Regions from separate parts of the Homo sapiens genome. Here region 2 is linked to region 1. The links are chromatin loops, found by intact Hi-C in ENCODE. Cell type or tissue: heart left ventricle. All regions are shown on one strand. Each heading gives the region's core, and the rest is flanking DNA. Links, peaks and the distances in the headings are about the cores only. Region 1 has its middle 21 kb from the start of COL27A1. Region 2 overlaps AMBP (alpha-1-microglobulin/bikunin precursor).

Region 1 (11,462 bases), core at 1,817-9,816:
AGCTCTTTCAACAGCTCATATGTGTTAGAGCTGGGATTTAAACTCAGGCTTAGGTAGGTCCCTCCTTTCAGGGTGGGGAGTGAATTTCACAGGATGGGTGTCTGTCTGTGGAGTGATGGAAAACAGCCTGGTTTGTTTGCTGAACCTCACATCACCCCTTTCTGGCTGAGCGGACAGATTGCTTGACATCTTTGAGCTTCTCTCTCCTGGTCCATAAGGCAGATAATTCTAATCTTTCTCTTGCCTCCTCCACAGTCTTACTGGAAGTCTGGCCAGTGAAAAAGCTTTTGGTAAATTGGAAAACACCCAATACTCAGAAAAAGACTTTTATTACTATCATTATTGCCCTTATCTTCATTCTAAGGTGTAATCTATAATTGTATACATCTGTACTTGTACGCAGTCTCCGTCCCTTTCTCCTCTTTGGGCCTCAGTTTCCCTGCCTGAAACCTGAGTAGTTTGGCCCAGAGAATCTCCACGGGGCCTTCCTTCCAGCTCCAGCTTACCATTTCTATGACCCATTCATTCAGTCAACAAGTGTTTATTGAGTTCGAGCAGCTTGACACGGTGAGGAAATGAAGGACCAGCCTCTCCAGAAGGCTCTCTGTCCAGGCTGTTTCAGCCACATACGCAAATTTCCTTGTGTTTTCAAAAGACAAATTATGGGAAACATGTTATTCACCAAAACACACTCGCCCCATCTCTCAGGGAGAAAAAAAAAATCCCTTCAATCCCATCAAGAATTAAGCTAACATTGGATAGAAACTCACCCTTGTTCCTCTGGGCATCTTTCCAGAGGCTCACGTCCCTGTTAAAAAAGGGGAAACTGTATGTGGCCGTGTCTCTCTGGGGCTTCTGTAGACCTGGTAAACAACCTGTGTTTGTCCCAGCTCCTGCCATCCTGAGAGATCAGCCATAGCCAGGGGGAAAAAAAGCCGTGTTCTATGCTCAGCCTGTCCCCAGAGTGAGGAAAATTGTCCATAAATATTTTCATCTTCATGATTACCAAGGGAGTTGAGAGGAAGGCTTTGATTCTCCAAGACCCTGGACCCCTCCCTTCCTCTGGGGACCCTGTGGTCAAAGCTGACCTGGGTGTCCCATCTCTCACCCCCAAATTATAGGCTGCTGCCCATGCCGCCTGCCCCCAGGCGGTGGTGGGATTAGAGGTAGGACCACACTGTACCACCACGGCCAGCCTCAGAACTGTTGGAATAGCCTCTCCCAGGCGGCTGGTTTCCTGCCCAGAGCTGGGTGGTCAAGGCAAAGGAAGGGAGGACCCTGAGATGGCCCTGGGGGGTGGGAGATGGTGCTGGGGGCAGGGAGAGGGCCCCCAGGATGGGGGCTGGGAAGAGGCCTGGCATTGCCATCTGGATCTTGAGTTGCTCTGCTCATCAAGGCCACGCAGAAGAGGCCCTGAGAGCACTGCTGACCCAGGGAGGGGTTTATGGCCCAGCAGATCCTTGGAGATTAATGGATTTGCAAGATCCAAAGGAAGAACAGCCGACGGAGGAATTTCAGTGATAGCCGCTGACAAAGACATTCGGGGTCAGGAATCTTGACCCAGAACTCCTAAAATCATCCCACACAGAAACCTCCTGTGTCCTGTCCTTCCTTGCTATAACCTCCTTGCTCTACCTTCTGGAAATTTCTAAAAGGGAATGTTGCATCGGGGTGTCGATCTGACTTGAGAATCTTCAAGGGTCATCCAAGTACAAGGTTCTATGGCGTCTGTGGTTCCTAGATCACTTGAGCCATAAAATTTTATGCCAAAAGTGCTAGACTTCTAATGCCTTTTGATGCCAGAGCTCAGAAGCTCAGAAAACCTGGAATCCTGCCTGGTGCTGATTTTCAGCTTCTATGATTCCATGCTTCTGAGGCTAGGATTTCTGTGATCCTTCAACTCTGTGACCTATTTCAAGGCAGACAAGGATCTTGCACAAGGGGGCGTTCATTCCCGGCAGGGATTACGTGTGGAGGAGCCCCGTGTGGCCAGCTGACCGCTCCTCCAGCTATGATGGGCAGCAGTCCATGGCCCAAGGCTCCCAGAGCCCAGCTCACCTCCTGACTTTTTTGGCCAGATACTCACTTGGCCCTCACCTAGCCCTGAGCAGCTCCCCACAGCCCGCGTCACCAGGTGTGGGCCGGGATGCTGCAGCAGCTGGCACCAATGCCTCAGCCTCTCTCTATCAGCATCCACTCCCATGGGCCAGGAGAAAGGAGGCAGTAAATATGTCCCCTTGGGGTGTAATGGCCCCCCAGGGAACTCAGAATCCAAGAAAGCAGAGAAGGTGGGCTTGTCCCTGGACTCAGTCCTTACCGTTTTCATCCTGATGGACCCAATGAGCACCAGAATAGCCATATCTGGGTGATTCAGAGGCCCTTTCGGCCTCAAAATAGCCCATGGCCTACCTCTGTTGGAAATCCCATGTATAGGAGGTGCTCCTTTAGGTGAAGGTCTCTGGAAAGACTCTAATGTGCTACAGGGGAGACAGGGACTCTCCATTCTTTTTTTCGTTGTCTTATCCATATATTCACCATGCCCGAGAGCTAAATCTCAGCCCACAACTCAGGGTACATGAAATATGACCTTCCTTTACTTCCTTCGGATAAGCTAAACATTCCACTTTGAGTTTACTTATCACCATGCTGGTAGGAAATTCATCTTGGTCAGTATGGAGACGCCCTTACAGCCCCTACCCTGGTTATGCAAAAGTCCTGGGGTCTTATGCAGTATACCACGTTCTTAGAAGTCTCTCTGTCCTTCTGCCCCCATCTGTGGCCCCTGAGGTGCTCATTGGGCCAGATGTCCCTTTATGTCCAGTGACCTGGTGACATGCCTCGGACATTGGAAGCTCTACTGAAGCTGGAACATAAATATGTTGGGTCTAGCCTGCCTAGGAACACCATGGAGCATCCCCTCCTCCCCTGAGGTTTTACGTGTTCCCCACAAATCTAAGGACCTGCCCCCTTTCCTCTTCTCCTTGCTTCAGAGGTGCTCGGCCTCTCTTCTTCCCCTCTGGGACCCCCATCTTCTCACTGAGCACACAAAAGACTTAACATCACACAGCTCCGGCTTTCAGCCCTTTCCACTCCAGCAACCAGAACATCTAAAGGGCTGACCACCCGCTGGCACTGGGGATGCAGGAAGCAGCATACAGATGAGCACCCACAATCATCACCCCATACACAGTGATTTGCACATGATCTTGGGCGAGTTCTTGGAGTAGCTGCCTGGCTCCCTGCTGACAATGACACAAGTTGGGCCCTGGAGGAATGGGGCACGGCATATGTGTTACGCCCTTCTTGCGTTGCTATAAAGAAATGCCAAAGACTGGGCCATCTATAAAGAACAGAGGTTTAATTGGCTCACGGTTCTGCAGGCTGTACAGGAATCATGACGCCAGCATCTGCTCAGCTTCCAGGGAGACCTCAGGAAGCTTTTACTCTGGCAGAAGGCAAAGCGGGAGCAGGCACAAGCCATGGCGAAAGCAGGAGCAAGAGAGAGAGTTGGGAGTGAGGTGTCACATACTTATAAACAACCAGAACTGGTGGGAACTCACTCACTATCGTGAGGACACACCGAGCCATGAAAGATATGCCCCTGTGACCCAAACACCTCCCACGAAGCCCCACCTCCAATGCTGGGGATTACATGAGACTTATAATGAGATTTGGAGGTGACATCCAAACTGTATCAGCAGAGGGATAGGTTGTGGGGTCAACAAGGAGGTAATAAGATCTGAGCACTGGGGCCCTTGGGGAAATTAAAGTTGAGTGTAGCCAGGTGCAGTGGTTCATGCCTGTAATCCCAGCACTTTGGGAGGCCAAGGTGGGAGGATTGCTTGAGCTCAGGAGTTTGAGACCAGCCTGGGCAACACAGTGAGACCCTCATCTCTTAAAAATATTTAGAAATTAGCCATGCATGGTGGGCATGTGTCTGTAGTCCCCGCTACTTGGGAGGCTGAGGTAGGAGGATTTCTTGATCCTGGGAGGTCAAGGCTACAGTAAGCCATGATTGCACCACTGCACTCCAGCCTGGGTGACAGAGTGAGAACCCCCAAAATTAATAAGTAAATAGCTGGGTGTGGCAATATTGGCAGGGTGGGGTCTGGAAAGGAGATGGCATTTGGGGAGGATTGACTAGCTCAGCCATCCCCAGGGCTCTGCCTGCAGCCTTAGGAAGGGGCCTGAAACTGCTAGGGAGAGAGAAAGCCACACCTTCCGAGGAGTGGGAGGTGAGGGGTGGGAGACAGGTTCTGCCAGCTGTGCAAAACAGAGTTGGGAGCACTGGCTTCTGTCCCTGGGTTTGCCATAATTCACTATGTGACCTTCAGCAAGTTCCCTCTCTGGGCTTGGCTCCATCTGTGAATAAGTGCATCAGTCGGGATGGTACAAAGGCTTTCCCCTCCTGTACTGTTGGTCCTGATTGCCTGATGCCCATAACTGCATATCTATCTCCAACTGGCTGTCTGGTACCATCCTTGACTTTGGTCTTTGTTGAGTCCCTCCTGCCATCTTTAATAGAGTAGACCAAGGGCTGTTGTCTTAAGTGGAGTTTGGTCTGGAATCACAGCTCCAAGATGGCTGGGGATGGGGTGGAGCACACATCCATTGGAAGCGGCTGCATCTCTTGGCTCTTTTTTTCCCAGCTGCAGGGTCCAGCTTGGTAGCCTCTCCCCTCACACACATAAGCCCCCAACATGCACACACACATGCAAATGTAGCCTGGCCCTCTGGAGGAGAATCAGCATTGCCTGGCAAGGAGGGCAGCCAAGGAACCAAGGCTGCAGAGCCTGGAGGGCTGCTCTCAAGGCCTCGCTACCCCATAGCCACAAAGGTCCCTGTGATCCAGCCCTATCAGACCTTTATAGCCCTATGACTAGTGTCACTAGTCCCTGCCTGAAGCCCAAGTTGCCCAGTCACACAGCATCAGCAGTAATGGGAAAGAAGGAAAGAAAGAGACAGAGTAACTGAGAGATAAAGACAGAGAGAGACAGAATTTGAGAAAGAGATGGAAGCAGAAAGGGAAACAGGAGAGAGAGAGAAGACAGAGATAAGGAGACAGAATCATGGAGAAGAAAAGAGGAAGATGGAGAAAGAGAGAAAGAGGAGTAATACGGAATGGGGCTGGGAGAAAGATAGCTTTGAAAGGGAGAAGAGACTGAAGGAGAAATGGAGAGAGGCATGGACCAAAGAGAGAGAGAGAACACACGTGTGTGTGTGTGCACACACACTCACACATACATTCTCATACACACACACATTCTCATACACACACACACACACATTCTAATACACACACACATTCTCATACACACACACATACATTCTCACACACACATGCACACTCACACACTCTCACACTCATATTCTCACACACACACTCTCAGACACTCCAAGCACAGGCCCAGAGAGGAGATGGGAGACACCCCTCTAGCCAGGAGTGCTCTTCACACTCAGCCAGACCAGCAATGACCCTCACAGCCCCTCAGAGGCCCTCAGACGCTGAGAGCCTGGTTAGCGCTCACCAGCCAGGGGACCTTGGACATTACACCTGTGAATGAGACCCTTTCCCTTCAGCAGCTAGGGGTGAGGGTGTTCCCAGGCCTTGGAAGAGTCTGTCCAGCTGCCCCTGCCTCTGGCTTCTTGTCCTGACAGCCCCTCCCCTTCAGGCACAGTCTCCACGCCCCACCTCAGGCAGCCACTCAGGACTCCCGTGACAGAGGACTGGGCTATGGCCCAGGCAACACAGGGAGAGAAGCTGGAGACCCAGCAGACTGGAAGTGTTTTTTCTGGGGTGCATCCCAGCCAGAGATTCGAAGATCCCAAGCTCTGGGACAAGCAAGACAAAGAGACCCCTTAGGTCAGGACTCCTAGAAAGTTCCAGGCTCCATTTAACAAATATCTCCTGAATACCTGCTAGGATCAGCCTGAGCAAGGCTACCCCAAGCTCTGTCTTTTAGGCTTCAGCCCTCCATAGCTTTGGGAACGTGGCAGATTCTCTCACTAGGATGCTGCTCCCTGTACCTGTGTGCACCCATGCCAAAGTGGATGTGTGGCTGCTGGTCTCCAGGGGATGCCTTGAGAGGCCAGTGCCTGGGGTGGGGATCAGAGGCCTGGCTGTGCCTGCTGTGCAGCTCATGCCACAGACTCACCTCTCGCCTGTCCCCTTCCCTCTCCTGCTCCCCTTTGCTGCCCTCACCCTTCCCGGATTGTGTCAACAAATCCCACACGTGGTGGGTCATGCCTGTAATCCCAGCACTTTGGATCCCTTGAGGCCAGGAGTTCAAGATTAGCCTGGGCAACATGGCAAAACCCCATCTCTACAAAAAAATACAAAAATTAGCTGGGTATGGTGACTCACACTTGTAGTCCCAGCTACGCAGGTGGCTGAGTCGGGGGATCACATGAGCCCAGGAGGTTGAGGCTGCAGTGAGCCATGATTGCACCACTGCATTCCAGCCTGGGCAACAGAGCAAGACCTTAAATCCCACACATCTGAATCTCAGTCTCTCTCTCTCTCTCTCTCTCTCTCTCTCTCTCTCTCTCTCTCTCTCTCTCTGTCTTTGTTTCTAGGAAACTCAGCCAAAGATGACCACCGCTCAGCTTCAATTCTTTCTGAAAATAGGGGTACTAAGGCTGACTCCTCAGGGCTGTTTTGATCATTAAATGGAAGGTGGCATGGAAACCACTTGGTATGGGGCATGTCTGGCACGAAGGAAGCCATCAATACATGCCAGTTGTCATCATCATTATCATTGTCATTATTACCACCAGCATCACCATTGCCTTCATCACCATTCTTATCATCATCATCATTGTCACCACCACAGAGGGATGTGGAGAAACTGGGATAGTGAGCCCAGGCAGGCCCTTCTTCTGTCCCATGCTCTATCTCTGGCACAGTCATCTCCCATGAGCTTCATGCCCCTCCATCCAACTCCCCTTGGTCCTCCACAGCTGTCCTCTGGATACATCAAACTCAACCTGTCCAAGACTGAAACTGTCATCTCCTCATACCCTAAACGTGCTCCCTCTCCAGGGTGTCCCTCCCACCTTCTGGCATAACCATTTTACAAGACAGAAATCTAGAAATCATCCTGGATGTTCTCCTTTGTCATGAAAAGTTACCAGTCACAGTAATCTTCCTGTCCCCAAGGAGCATAAACATTATGCCATTTGTTTACATTTGTAATGACAAGGACAGAGCCTGGAGTAGAGGTGACACTCAAGACATATTTGCTGAATGGATGAATGGGAAACTTCAACAAGGAAGGACATAACTAGCCTAAAGACACACAAAGCATGGTGGATACAGGACCTCAGACCCAGGGCTCCTCCCCTCGCAGGTTTCTGTGCATAGAGCAGGCAGCAGAGCTGTGGGGAGCCAGCCTGAGGCCCCTTTCCAGACAGTGACTCTCCGGAACCCAGAAAAGGGACCTCCATCCTGGGCCCTTTGAGTCTCTGGAAAGAACCCCTTCCTCCCAGCCCCGCCTCCTCTGCTCAGCCCCCTGGAAATACAGAAGTAATGAGCAGCACCAGGAGAGGCCCGAGGATGCTCAGAGACTCTTCTGAGATGCTGGCAACAGGCCCCTGGGAGCTTCCACGCGCTTCTGAGTGATCTGTCTGGGTTCTAGCCACACGGCAGGCTCCCCAGAGGATAAGGCATCTCCTTCTCTCCTTGGGGCAGATAAGCAGCTGCTGACCTTGCCTCACTGGCTTTTGGGACTGGAGGGACCTGGGCCACTTCCTGCCACCCATATGGGAAGATGGAGGCCCAATGGGATTGCCCAAGGTCCCCCTGTGGTTTATCAGCCACATCTCCCGAAGTCAGAAATAATAGTCACTGCCATAGCATATTTGCTTAGCCCTTGTTCTAGCCCCAGGTGCCATGTTAGGTGCTCTGTTAGCTACCATATGTTATTTAACTGTCACATCAATTCCAAGGCACAGGCCTTATAACCCCCATTATGAACATAGGGGCAATGTGGCCTAGAAAAGCTGAGCCACTCGCTCAAGGTCACGCAGCTTCAAGGCCGGGTTAGAACACTGGCTAGTCTAGGCATCTCGCAGTCAGCTGTGACACAGGCCCCTCTCCCCGCAGGTTTGCCCCTTGTCTTGGGGGACTGGGCACAGGTACCCAGCCAGTGCTGGGGGCAGAGGCGTCCACAGCCCTCCCCGGCTGGCCCTCAAAGCCCCTTTCACAGCCCTGCTCCACACCCCACTAGGGCGCCAGACAAAACCGCTAGTGTTGGGATTATTTTTCTATTTCCAGATGGATCCGTTAGCTGGCTCCATCCAGGGCCTCCCATCACTGCGTGGGGGCCAGGGGCCCAGCGCCAGGTTAATATTAGGAGGCAGCAGGGAAAAAAAGGCAACCCAATGTAGCTCCTCAAAGAATTCTGGGCTGTTCTACCAGCGCAGCCTCGAAGGAATATTCTTGGGGCATTTAAGGGGGCCTGGCAGCTAGGCAGGCCACCAGGAAAAAAATACTTTTTTTTCCCCCAAAGGAAGTTCTTGAGTGTCTCAGTTTGGGCAGGGGGCCAGAACAGAGTCCCCTGGTGATCTGGGGAGCTGTCTACTCAATGCTGAGCTGAGGAGGGTGTTGTTTAATTCCTCCAGGCAGTCACTCACTTAACCAAAATTTACTGAGCACCCAGCATTGTCAGATGATGTGCCACACCCCGAGGATACCAAGGCTTCTAGCCTGGTGGAGCCTCATGGCTTAGTAGGAAGAGGGACTTTTGTGGGATAATCAACATATAAATAGAAACTTACAACTGCTGATAAAGTGCTATGAAAAGAAGGCTCACGTATAGAGGATATCAGTCAGTCATTGGCTTTTTTCTTTTTAACCACCCAATCTAAAAGTCTCATTTTTTCAAAAGAAGAAAAATAGGTATGACAGGGACTCTCCAGAACCCAGAAAGGGGAACAGAGCCAGAGCTGCACCCATTCCCTTTGACTGGGTCATGGCAGAGCAACGCGGACAGTGATGGGATTCTGGTAGTGGGGGAATATGTGAGGAAGATCTGGTGTGGGGAACTCATTGATTACACTGATTGAAGTCAAGTGCATTAGAAAGTTGTCACCAAAGATCATGAAATCTGTCTCATGGAAACCTGACTCAGTTACTATTACCAGAAACCACAGCCCGGACCAAGGGCAGAATTGTCTCATCCACCTTTTTTTTTTTTTTTTCTTAAAGCCAGGGTCTCACTTTATAGCCAGGCTGGAGTGCAGTGGCATGACCACAGCTCATGCAGCCTCTACCTCCTGGGCTCAAACAATCCTCCCAGCTCAGCCACATGAGTAACTGGGACTGTAGGTGTGCATGCCTGGCTAATTAAATTTTTTCTTTTTCTTTTTTTTGCAGATACAGGATCTCACTATGTTGTTCAGTATTGTCTTGAACTCTAGGGCTCAAGCGATTCTCCCGCCTCAGCCTCCCAAAGTGCTGGGATTACAGGGGCAAGCCACCATGCCCGGCCATCATCCACCTTTTGATCTCTGCCTGGACCCTTGGATACCAATGCCCAGGAACAAAATCAGTGGATATGGACAAACTATTGTAAGTCTAGATAGGAAGTTGGGACTGGCAGAGATGGGAGGTCCAAGGTCCAGGTGAAGTCCCAGGGGCATTTGAGCTGAAACCATCCTCTCAATGGGGGAGTGTTAACCATCACCCCTGTATAAGATAGTCCATGGGGTCGGGGGGCCTTAAGAGGAACCTCTGGAGGGAGATTTCCACTTATGCTGAGAAAGAGGGCCAAACAACGAAAGAGTGAAAATGGGAGGTGGTAAACAACCAGTACTGGAGGGGGAAGGGGGCAAGCAGAAATCAATGTCCCTGGCAGAGACTGGAGGGGAAACTTCTGGCCTGGTTAGGGAACTGGACCAGAATCCAGGGCCAAATGAGGTCTACAAATGTTTGTCACACTCAGGATTCTGGCAGGAGACAGCATACTCCAAAGGGGTCAGCTGAAAGAGCATTTAATGCTCCAGGAAAAATGACCAAGTAGCTTATAAATAAAGATGCTACTACTATTGATAATAATAAAAACTTTTCAGCGGAAATATTTAAAGCAAGGCATCTACAATGGGCGGGGTTATGGGAACCAACCAGGGCTGGTAAAGCACCCTGGAGCTAGTGACTGTAGTGTGGAGGGACAAGGTAAGGAAATGTGTTACTGGGGCCAGGCAAGAGAAAGAGCCATGGAAGGGGGTGCCCGACAGGACCTGTGGCCTCAGGAGAGCAGTCATTACCAAAGCCACAGCAGGAAAGAGAGGAAGCAAATACCCTGACCTCACTCCTTTCCTACCTTTGGATTGGCCAGTGTCTCCCGTAAGCCAAATCCATTCAGGAATCGGGGCAACGAAGCCAAGTCCGGCAGTCCCACCTGGAGAGGACAGCCCTCTGGGGCACAGAGAAGGGGACGAAGGGCAGAGGGTGGATAGAGGGTGTGGTGTTTCAATGTATGTGTCTACTTGACTGGGCCACGGGGTGCCCAGATTAAACTTGCTTTCTGGGTGTGTCTCTGGGGTGTTTCCAGGTGAGATTAGCATTTAAGTCAGTGGATTCAGTAAAGTATATCCCCTTCCCCAATGTAGGTGGGCATCATTCAATCAGTTGAGGATCTGAATAGAACAAAACCTGTAGGAAGGAGGAATTTCCCACCCATGCTCCCACCACCTTTTCCTCTCCCTCACTACTTAAGCTGCTCATCTTTTCTCGCCTTCGAACTGGGATTTACACCATCAGCTCCCCTGGATTTCCTAATTGTGTGAGCCAATGCCGCATAAATTTCTCTATATATGTGTGTGTGTGTGTGTGTGTGTTACACACATATAGGATATACATATCCTTTTGGCTCTGTCTCTCTGGAGAACACCAACTAATACAGGGAGACCAGAGAGGAAGAAAAGAATAACCAAAAGAGATGTGTTTTAATTGATTATCCAAACATGCCCACCAGTTAGTTGGCCACAGGCCTCAGCACTCCCAAGTGCCTTACAAGGTCATGACCTAGTTTGTACCTATGCTCCTAGCTGACCCCGAGGCATTTAAGTGTGTGACTCCTGGAAAGATGAACTCAGATGTACCTTCCAAGTCCCCCTGAATTCATGATTCTCAGGGAGGTGTGGGGTAAATGAAGGTAAGAGAGTCACTTGTTTAACATGTACTGAGTCCCTGCTCAGTGTTGTTACTTGGCCAGTGTTCTGGGGAACCAGGGATTGTCAAGACAGACCTGTTTTTAACCTCGGGGAGCTTACAGCCTGATGGAGGAGACACGAGTTTATTCATTGAACAAATATCTGCCAGGCCTGGTGATAGGGTTTGGATTTGTGTCCCTGCTCAAATCTCACGGCAAATTGTAATCCCCAGTGTTGGAGGAGGGTCCTGGTGGGAGATGATTGGATCATGGGGGTTGATTTCCCCCTTGCTGTTTCTTGTGATAGTG
Region 2 (10,564 bases), core at 498-8,497, 62 kb after region 1:
GGTGGCTTTGAGAATACCCTTGCCCACCTGGGGCTGTCTCCATGTCTGTATGAAGGGTCTCAGAACCTTCTAGCTGTGGTGTCATGTGGGTTTTGTTTACTTTTAGGGACAAGGAAAGGTCGTGGCAGAGGGGCAATGAGGAGCAGGTCCCTGTGGCAGTCTGGGACGCAAAGGGTGTGGGGCACATTGGCCTGTTCCGTAGGAGCCTGAGGGCTCCTTCAGCTGTCCCGTGCACTTTCAGGAGGAAGAGGAAGCAGGCCTATCCTGAATGACCCCATCATGTTCATTATACTTTTGAAATAATTCCTAACATGGGGCTGTGGGCTGCCTTGCAAGGTGGGGAGCACCCCATCATTGGAGGAGTAAAAGACAGGACTCCAGCTCTTGGGGAGCAGTGGTTGATGGAGCTATGGACAGATCCCACATCTTGAGAGAGTTAGCCCTTCTGCAGGGCAGGTTGGGACCCCAGCCGCACACCTGCTTCCTGGGTTCGCTGTGATGCCTGAAACGCCACTCTTAGGGATCTGGCCTCCCTTGAAGGTGTGTGGCCTCTGATTAGTTGTAAGACATTATCCCTTAAAAGGATAAGTCATTTTGAGGAGAAGGAGGAGGAAGAGGAGGAGGTGGAGGGTGGGGAGCAGATGTCAGCCAGGTCTGCTTTGAGGTCTGAGACTGATGCAGACCCCCAGAGCTCACCTGCCTCCTAGATCTATGGGAAGTGGTACAACCTGGCCATCGGTTCCACCTGCCCCTGGCTGAAGAAGATCATGGACAGGATGACAGTGAGCACGCTGGTGCTGGGAGAGGGCGCTACAGAGGCGGAGATCAGCATGACCAGCACTCGTTGGCGGTGAGCACTAGGGTGGGGCTGGAAAGCTGAGAGAGACCCAGAGACCCACAACCTTCCCAGCCCCGTCCATCCTGGGAAGTTGCAGATCTCTGCTTCCAGTCAGGACCTTCCCGCTGAACCCCAGATCCCTCTACGCTCCTCCACCAGGACGGCCCTTTTCAGGTGTCCTATCTATTCCTCGAGGGCAGTGTCCCAGCACTGTGCCTGTTCTGCAAACTGCTCCTCCCCCTTGGGCATTCCTTAGCCCAGTGTGGGTACTTCAGCCCCCCAGGGACCCAACCTGGGAACTGGGCTCCTCTCTCCCCTGTCACCCATCATCAAGTCCTGCCCATTCTCCTCCTAAATCCCCCCCAACCTGTTCACTTCTCCCCTCTCCACTGCCACCATCCTGGTCCAAGCCACCTCCCTTTCTTTCCTGGTTGTCTGCCACAACCTCTCTACTCTTTCCTCACCTCTGACCTCCACCCTTCCACCCCATCCCCTCTTCACCCAGTAACCAGAAAGACCTTTTGAAAACTCACATCTGCTCGAGACCCTTCCATGACTCCCCAATGCCCTGGGAGTAAGATTCAAACTCTTGATGTGGCTTTCCAGGACCCTCCCAGCACCCAGAACTCCTGCCACACACTCTGCTATGTACTCTGAGTCCTACTCACGTGAACCTGCTTTCAGTTCTGGAACTCTCACGCCTCCAGGTCCTTGCACCTGATGTCCCTTTTACTGGGAGCACCTCTCCTCATTTCCCTGGGCTAATTAGTTCCTGTGGATTCTTCAGAACTCAGGTTTCATGTCACCTCCTCCAGGAAGCCCTCCCAGACACCCAGGTTCAGGTTACATGCCCTTCTTTGTGCCCGAAGAGGACCTCACACTTACCCCCATGTGGTACTTCTCACACTGATTGCATCTGCCTCTCACCTGCCTGCCTGACCCACGCAATTGCAAGCTCCAGGAACCCCAGGGAATGGGGTCTGTCTTGCTCTCTCATGTATCCCTGCCATGTAGCACAGGGCTTGCCACATAGGTGCTGCCCAATAAATATCCATTGGATAAATAGTGCTCATTGTAACAATAATAGCTAATTCGTATATAGTGCTTCCTCCAAGTTCTTTACATATGTGTCAGTTGACCCTCACACTAACCATGTGAGGTAGAAACTATCATGATCCCCATTTTATAAATGAGAAAACTGGGGCAAGAGAGACACAGAACAATACATGGATGACTGTAGGAATTCATCACTCCAGCTCCTCCTGCCTCAGTATAATGTGTAGATTTGATTAAGGAAGGCGGCATTAGTGCTGGCTTTGCCAGGAGGATGGCATGGATTTGTCTCTTCTTCTTTGTCCCTCCATCATATGGAAAATGGGGGTCTCTCAGGGCTAGTGTGAGGATTAAACAAGACATTTGGAAATGTTCATTTCCGAATTAAAAAGCAAACAAAAACACACAAACAAAAAAACCCCAAAACCAAGGCATTTGGAAAGAGCCCTGCAGGAGGGTTGAGTGTCAGGACCATGATCTCTACCAGGAGTGACCTTCCTTTTGATTTGTTCATTTCTAGGAAAGGTGTCTGTGAGGAGACGTCTGGAGCTTATGAGAAAACAGATACTGATGGGAAGTTTCTCTATCACAAATCCAGTAAGTGGAGTGGAAAGAGACACATGCATTCTCTCCTTTGCTTGAAAATACCTTGATGTCCTCAGCTCCCTCTGCCTCTGTAACCTTTCCTCCCATTTAGCTGAGATGTCATCTAGCCTTCCCCCAAACAACTCCTCCTCTTCCTCCTCCTCCTTCTCCTCCTCTCCTCCTCCCCTTCCCTCTCTCCTTCCCTGCCCCCACCCAGTGCCCATGCCCAGAGTAGGGTGATGGTGCTGATTTCGCCAGTCTTCATGTCTTCTTAGGCACCTGCTATCAGCTGATAAAAATTTACTAAGCATCTACCACGTACAGTGTGCATGATGCTAAGTGAGAGAGGGATTTGGACATTAATTTATTTGTTAGTTCAGAAAATGTTTATTGAATATGCTCTATGTGCCAAACAATTGTGTTACGGCTGAATATATGAATGTTTGGCTAGATAGATGGATGAATGAACAAATGATTGGTGACTGAATATATGTAAGGATAAATGAGTCAAAGAGTCAGTTACCTAATAGGTAAATTGATGGAGTGATAGGGGAAAGAAGGAAGGAAGGGAGAATTGATGTATGGAGAGGATAGATGGATTGAGTGATGGTGGATGAATTAATGTGAGTACATGGAGGAGATAGATGGGTGGATAGGGAGAGATTGAATATGGATGAATTGATAAATGGAGATATGGAAGGCATGGGTGGATAGATGGATGGATGAGGAGATGATGTGTGAGTAAACAGGTGACGGACCTCCAGCTAGAAGAGTCTACTGACCACTGATCCCTTTGGTCTGCCTGCACCTCCCATGCAGAATGGAACATAACCATGGAGTCCTATGTGGTCCACACCAACTATGATGAGTATGCCATTTTCCTGACCAAGAAATTCAGCCGCCATCATGGACCCACCATTACTGCCAAGCTCTACGGTAAAGGCTCATTACTAGATGTGCCCATTGGAGTTAAGGGTGGGAGGACATTGATTTATGGACAGTGGAGTGGGTAAGCACAGGGAGTTTTGCTTTTTCCTTCTGACAAAACTCCAATTTGGAGAAAGGTACAATCACTGAGTCTCCCTGGAGGAGGTGAAATTCTCTCTTTTTGATCTCTAAAATTCCAGGCCCAGAGAATTACAGAGCCTCCAGGCCCTTAAAAGAACCAGTGGGGACTGGGGGCTGTGGCTCACACCTGTAATCCCAACACTTTGAGAGGCCAAGGCAAGAGGATTGCTTGAGGCCAGGAGTTTGAGACCACCTTGGGCAATATACTGAGACAGCATCTCTACAAAAAATTAAAGAATTAGCTGGGCATAGTGCATGTGTGCTTGCAGTCCCAGCTACTCAGGAAGCTTAGGCAGGAGGGTCACTTGAGCCCAGGAGTATGAGGCTACAATGAGCCATGATTGTGCCACTGCATTTCAGCCTGGGCAACAGAGCAAGACCCTGTCTCAAAAAAAAAAAAAAAAAAAAAACAGGGATTGAGACCATCCTGGCTATTGAGACCATCCTGGCTAACATGGTGAAACCCCGTCTCTACTGAAAATACAAAACATTAGCTGGGCGTGGTGGCAGGTGCCTGAAGTCCCAGCTACTCAGGAGGCTGAGGCAGGAGAATGGCGGGAACCCGGGAGGCAGAGCTTGCAGTGAGCTGAGATCACGCCACTGCACTCCAGCCTAGGCGACAGAGTGAGACTCCGTCTCAAAAAAAAAAAAAAGGGGAAGAGTCCTTTGTGGGGACTCAGGAGACCTGGGTGGGAACCTGGGAGAGACCCCTCTTCCTCTTGGGAGCCTGTCTTTCCTTCAGTGTATCAAATAGATTAAACTGCATCAATAGTTTTCAAATTTTCCCTAAGTGAAAATCACTGGGCAAAATCATTTCAGGCCCTTCCACTCCAAGCACCTGGTGGTTCTAGGCGTCTCCTCTGCTTCCTCCTTGCAGGGCGGGCGCCGCAGCTGAGGGAAACTCTCCTGCAGGACTTCAGAGTGGTTGCCCAGGGTGTGGGCATCCCTGAGGACTCCATCTTCACCATGGCTGACCGAGGTACATAGCACCCCTCCGCCTCAAATTCCTGTCCCCTCTTCGTCCCTTGTGGGCGCCAGAGACCATCCCAGCCCCTGGGTCCTTACTATAACCCTCTGAGATAAAAAGGCGCCACAGCCTCCCCTCCATAGTGAATCAGGAAGCCAGTGGATTTGCTCCAAGTCTCACAGCTTATTCCTAGCAGAGCTTAGACTAGAACCCATTCAGTGTTCATTCTACTGCCATGTGTCTCAGGGAGGTTGTAGCCAGAATCCACAGATACCTCTTAGGAGGCAAAAGAGTTTTGGGATTAAGAAAGTGGGCTCAGGAATCAGAGTGTTACGGGATCTTTGGGGCATTGCTTTTCTGGCTGGAAACCTCTGTGGCCAGTGGTGCCTTTGCCTGAGTTTTGCTTGGGCCTGCTGGGCTTGTTCCACCCACTTGGCCTGGTAGACCGTGCTTGGCTCATGCTACTGGCCTGGATCCCACACCTCCAAGGGAGACTGCAACTCAGGCATGAAGCGGCAAGGGATGTGTGAGTGAGGGTGGGGTCCAGCCACTGCAGTCAAACATACTGGCTGCTGCCATGGGGTGGGCAGCTCCAGGTGCTGGCATGGTGCCAGCACTCTGTAAGGGTATGGCTGGACCAGGTGCACCACAAGCAGATTTCCCAGCTGGCGCCAGGGAATGGAGTGGTGCTTGGAAGCTCGGAGATGCCAAGAACTGCAGGGCCCCAAAGAGGGAGTTACAGTCCTGGCTGGTGGAGCTCCCAGGTCTGGGCTCCCCAAAGGGCTGCAGCTTTTCTCTCCTTCTCTTCACCTGCAATGTGGTGAGCAAAGGGCATGTTTCAGCCCTGTTTGTGTTACAGTTAGCCTTGCCATTTTGTGGGTCCCAAGTTCTTGTCCTGTGACCAGAAAGAATGAGGTACACAGACAAATGTAGGGTGAGCGAGATGAAGGGGAGCTTTACTGAGCAATAGAACAGCTTGGAGGGGACCTGCAGTGGGCAGCTCCTTTCTGCAGCCAGGGTGTTCTGATGAGTGTTCAGCTCCTAGCAGAGAGGAGACCCTGGAATGGGAAGCTCCTTTCTGCAGGCAGGTCATCTGCTGAGGCTGCAGCTCTCAGCAGAGAGGAGGCCCTAGAGTGTGTGTCTCCTCTCTGCAGGCAAGTCATCCCATTGTCTCCCCTTGTCTCTCTGTCCTCTGTTCGAATCTGGCTGAGTCTGGGGTTTTTATGGGTGCTCTGTACGCAAGTTTGTACTGACTGGCCCATGGGCGGCCATGGGTAGGCCCAGGGAAAAGCACCCCAACTTCCCCATCTGGTTCACAGGACTGGTGGCCCAGGCCCCAGGCTTCAGGCCCTCCCCAGCTTGAAAGTGGGGCTTCACTGGGGACCAGCCTCCTTCCACTCAGGAGCCTGTCAGCCTCCTGCTGCTATTCATGGCACCCAGGCTGTTCATGCCAAGGGGCGCCTGCAGGCCAGTGTCAGGCTGCCATCAGCCCCCACTCGGCCTCCCTTCCACGCTTGTTGGCACCCAAAGTCTGGAGGGGGCTGAGGCAGCTGGGAGCTGGCACGTCAGCACTGCCCTGAGCATGTGCATACCTGTCCAGGCTGCAACAGCACCCTGGCTCAGCCCTGATCTTGCTCCAAAATAAAGCAGGCACCAACAGCAGAGAGAAGCCAGGCAGTGGGAGCAGGCATCCTAGAGTCTGTGGTGGGCAGGGGACCTTCCTGGGCCCTGAGAGTGCAGAAATGCCTGGGTCCACAGCCACAGCAGGGCGGCTGCTGCTGCACCTGGGGAGCTCCTATCCCACCAATTCAGAAGGGGCAGGGCTCCCACTTGTGCCCAGCTCCCACCAGCTCAATGGGGTGTGCAGCCCCAGCCACACCCCTTTGCAGCCTGAGGCAGGGGCTGTGGGCCCTTGCTGGGCCCAGGCTGGTGTCTGGGGCTGGGGTGACATCGTGGCAAGCTCCCTCCATGGCCCCAGCACTCAGGGGTGGCCTGAGGCTCCCCTTGCCTGGCTCGCAGCCCTGCCCAAGGGGTGCTTCCAGGAATGGATTGCAGGCCCCAGGCCCAGCCATCCAGAGTATCAGGCTTGACAGTCACCCCAATGTGGGGTGGACCCTGGGGACATGGCCCCTGGTGGCTTCACACACAGCCTCCTCCCAAGGCACAGGAACCTGGTGCCCTTAGTGGGGTGGGCCTGGTGGCCATGCCACTGGCTGGGTCCCTGAAGCGGACGCCACTCCCATTTCCCACCCCAGGGTCCCAAGGCTACGCCCCAGCTCCACGCCCCAGGCCCAGCCCCATGCTCTGTGTGCAAGTGCAGCACTGCCCTGGGCCCAGCTCTGCCTCAGGGGCCCTCTCTGCCCAACTGTATTGCTCCCCTGCTGGCAGGTGACTCAGCCCAGCCCCATCGTGACGGCCGCCAGGGTGGCAGGCTCCAGGGGCTCCCAGAGGTGGGCTCCGGGGGCTGTCAGCCTCCTCCCCATGACCTCTCCGCAGTGATGGTGGGCGAGGATGGCAAGGTGGAGCCAGAGTGTGGAGCAACAGAGGCTCTGGGCCTGGGAGTGGGGTCTACCTGGCTGCATAAGGATGGGGGTGGCACAGTTGCCTGCCTCAGGGGTGGGAGCCACAGGGGTCCCAGCTCCACCACTGCCACTTCCGCAGTCACTGCTACCACCAGTGCTCGTGCCTCCCCACTGCAGCCAGTGTGATGGCCGCGGCCACTCCGGATGGCCCACTGCTGCCATCAAGAGCACCTGGGTTCGAACTGAGCTGTGTGGCCTCTGGCTAGTCAACTTCTCAGAGCCTCATTTCCCTCCTCTGTAAATTGGGCATAATAACACCTTCCTTAGAAGTTGCTGTAAAAGGCAATGCAATAAAACCATTAAGTACAATAGCACTGTGCTCATAAATGCTCAGTCAGTGTTAGCTATTGCTATTCTTTCCATGATGCTGATAAAATGATGCTAGTGGGGTGGGGTGGAGTGGATAGATGGTAATGATGGTGCAGCCACCAGTCTCTTGCTTTTCCAGTGAATGGCCTTGAGCAAGCCACACAGGCAGGACCATTCATGAAGTGGACTAAGGCACGACAAGTTCCCAGCACGATGCTCACCAAAGATACAAATCCGGGTCTAGGATGGCCCCTGGGCCTGGTCCTGTTATTCACTCCTCTCTCCTGCTCTGTGACCTAGGTGAATGTGTCCCTGGGGAGCAGGAACCAGAGCCCATCTTAATCCCGGTGAGTGCCTCATCCCCCGACCCCATCCCACCCCATCCCACCCCACTCTGCCCCAGGCACGCTGCACACTTGATCCTGCTGCGGGGGGAGGCAGAGTCATGGGGAGGGGGTGAGAGAAGGCAGCGATGGCCATGAGTGTTGAAGTCAGACTCACTGGGGCTCCATCTTGATTCTGCCACCTGGACTAGTTGCCAATCCATCTGGACCTCACTTGTCTCATCTTCAAAACAGGATAATCACAATTACCTTCTGGGCTTGTGGCAGAATTTAATGACATATAGAAAAGTTCTTAGCACAGTGCCTAAAAGCATCTAAAAGAAGTAAAACACTCAATAATGAAATAACAATCCTCAATAATGAAATAATGATATTCAGCATGAAAAGAAATCAATTGATTTCCCTAAAAATCAGCAAACCTGAGAACAAGCAGCTTCTCAAGCCTTCTCTTTTCCTATGTTGCCTTCTGATTTTGGGGCTTTCCTATGCTTCTCTTTTATTTTCTTGCATTTTGCCACATCAGTTACACTTTCTTCATTCTCTTGTCTCTGATTATTTGGAAAATTATATATCCTATTCTACTAATGTATGTATGTATGTACATGGGTATATATCTGTGTGTGTATATATATATGTGTATATATATAAATATATGTGATATTTATTTGGAAAAATATTCTTGAAAATTGCGAAACTATAAACCCCCCACAAAAGACAAAATGTCCTTGTTCCTATGTAGAATTAACAGTTAACACATTAGATATTTGCTCCTATATTTTAAAAGAAAATGACCATTGATCTTACAAAACTAATAAATGGTCATTATAAAGAATTAGAGGAACACAGAAAAGTATAAAGGTAAGTAAAGGTTTTTTTTTTTTTTTTTTTTTTTTAATCTCACCACCTCAAAACTATCAGCAGTCACACAGTTTCTGGAATCTTGCCACACATATGGATAAAAGGACTTATAGAAAAAAGGACAAATGGATGATCAAATTTAGATATACTGTTATTAAATGGGATTATATTACAAGTGCTATTTCTAATTTTTAAAAGCATTAATTGTGGTTTTACTTGAATTTTTTTTTTTTTAATTGAGACAGAGTCCCACTCTGTCACCCAGGCTGGAGTGCAGCTGCATGATCTTGGCTCACTTCAACCTCCGCCTCCCGGGTTCAAGTGATTCTCTTGCCTCAGCCTCCTGAGTAGCTGGGATTACAGGTGCCCACTACCACGCTTGGCTAATTTTTGTATTTTTTTTTTCAGTAGAGACAGAGTTTTGCCATGTTGGCCAGGCTGGTCTTGAACTCCTGACCTCAGAAGATCTACCCGCTTTGGTCTCCCAAAGTGCTGGGATTACAGGCGTGAGTCACTGTGCCTGGACTTTTGATTTTTTTTTTGTTTAAAGAAACTGAAGTGGACTTCTTGATCTTCAAATGAATATTTAGTCATGAGAGGATTTATGTCCTAAAGATTCTTCTAAAGTCAAGGTTGTGAAAAGACATTTAAGAGGCTGCCATCACTGTATATTTTTAAAGAGTATATTTATTATCTCCGTGACTTGAAAGACAGACAGGAGCACTCCCTTTGAGAGTGAAACTCTGTGGCAACTCTTCGAAAATTTCTTTTGTCTTTTAAATTGTCTAGATCGATACCATTCCCGTCTTCTCTGTCTCCATAATCCCATCTTTTAGAAGTAGTTCTATACTTTAGTGGATTCTGTTCTTACCTGTAGTGAATATAACCACAGCTTCTCCGTTCCCGAGTTATTTATTTCTATTATTCTCTTAATTAGTGCCATTTCTTTGCCAGGTGGTGTTTTTGAGGAGGGTTCATGGGTGTTTCAGTCCATGAATTCTCCCATGTTTGAGAAGGTCAGTCAGTTTCCTTCATATTTGATGCCATTTTGCTTGGGTGCAACAGTCTTGGGTCGCGTGTTCCTTCCCTTAGAACTTTGTATATGTTACTCCATTGTTCTCAAGCGCCGATTATTGCTATGAAAAAGCCCGAGACCCGTGTGATATTTCTTCTCTTTGTAGGCAATTTATTTCTTCTGTTCAGATGCCTGGGAAAACTTTATCATTAAAATCAACATCTTAACAAAACCTGTCTTGATGTTGAAAATTCTATTTAAAAATTTATTGGGGGTTGGGTGCAGTGGCTCATTCCTGTAATCTCAGCACTTTGGGAAGGTGAGGCAGAAGGATCACGTGAGGCCAGGAGTTTGAGACCAGTCTGGGCCACATAGTGAGATTCCATCTCTACAAAAAGTGTGTTTGTTTGTTTGTTTGTTTTAAATTAGCCAGCTCAGTGGGTGGCACTTGTAGTCCCAGCAAATCGGGAGGCTGAGGAGGAAGTATTGCTTGAGCCCAGGAGTTCTAGGTTACAGTGAGCTATGATTGTGCCACTGCACTCTAGCCTGGGCAACAGTGAGACCTTGTCTCTATTTAAAATATACATCCTGAGCCAGGCATAGTGGCTCACACCTGTAATCCCAGCACTTTGGGAGGTGAGGCGGGCAGATCAAGAGGTCAGGAGATCGAGACCATCCTGGCCAACATGGTGAAACCCCATCTCTACTAAAAATGCAAAAATTAGCTGGGTGTGGTGGCTGAGGCCTGTAGTCCCAGCTACTTGGAAGGCTGAGGCAGTAGAATCACTTGAACCCGGGAGGCAGAGGTTGCAGTGAGCCGTGATCGCGCCATTGCACTCCAGCCTGGGTGACAGGGCAAGACTCTGTCTCAAAATAATAATAATAATAATAACAACACATCCTGGAATTCAATGTTCTCTTTTCATATACAGATTACATTTCTTC

What was found. Peaks named below come from ENCODE experiments on the same cell type or tissue, not always from the same donor. Only the 100,000 strongest peaks of a DNase experiment are listed, where the experiment ranks them.
Region 2: a loop joins it to region 1, with 3 times the contacts of the local background. A loop is called at or near these places in 2 of 110 quality-filtered maps.

Annotation. Positions count from the first base shown.
Region 1 is chr9:114,129,255-114,140,716 of GRCh38, reverse strand. No RefSeq gene overlaps it. Among named protein-coding and RNA genes, the nearest start is that of COL27A1, 21 kb to the left of the region's middle. In heart left ventricle, for the core only: no CTCF peak of the experiment used is centred there; no DNase peak of the experiment used is centred there.
Region 2 is chr9:114,066,884-114,077,447 of GRCh38, reverse strand. AMBP (alpha-1-microglobulin/bikunin precursor) reads left to right here. Exons shown (of 10, transcript NM_001633.4): 2 at 708-850; 3 at 2,412-2,488; 4 at 3,296-3,412; 5 at 4,422-4,523; 6 at 7,703-7,749. Among named protein-coding and RNA genes, the nearest start is that of AMBP, 6.1 kb to the left of the region's middle. In heart left ventricle, for the core only: no CTCF peak of the experiment used is centred there; a DNase peak (open chromatin) is centred at 5,017; H3K27me3 peaks cover 1,447 bases.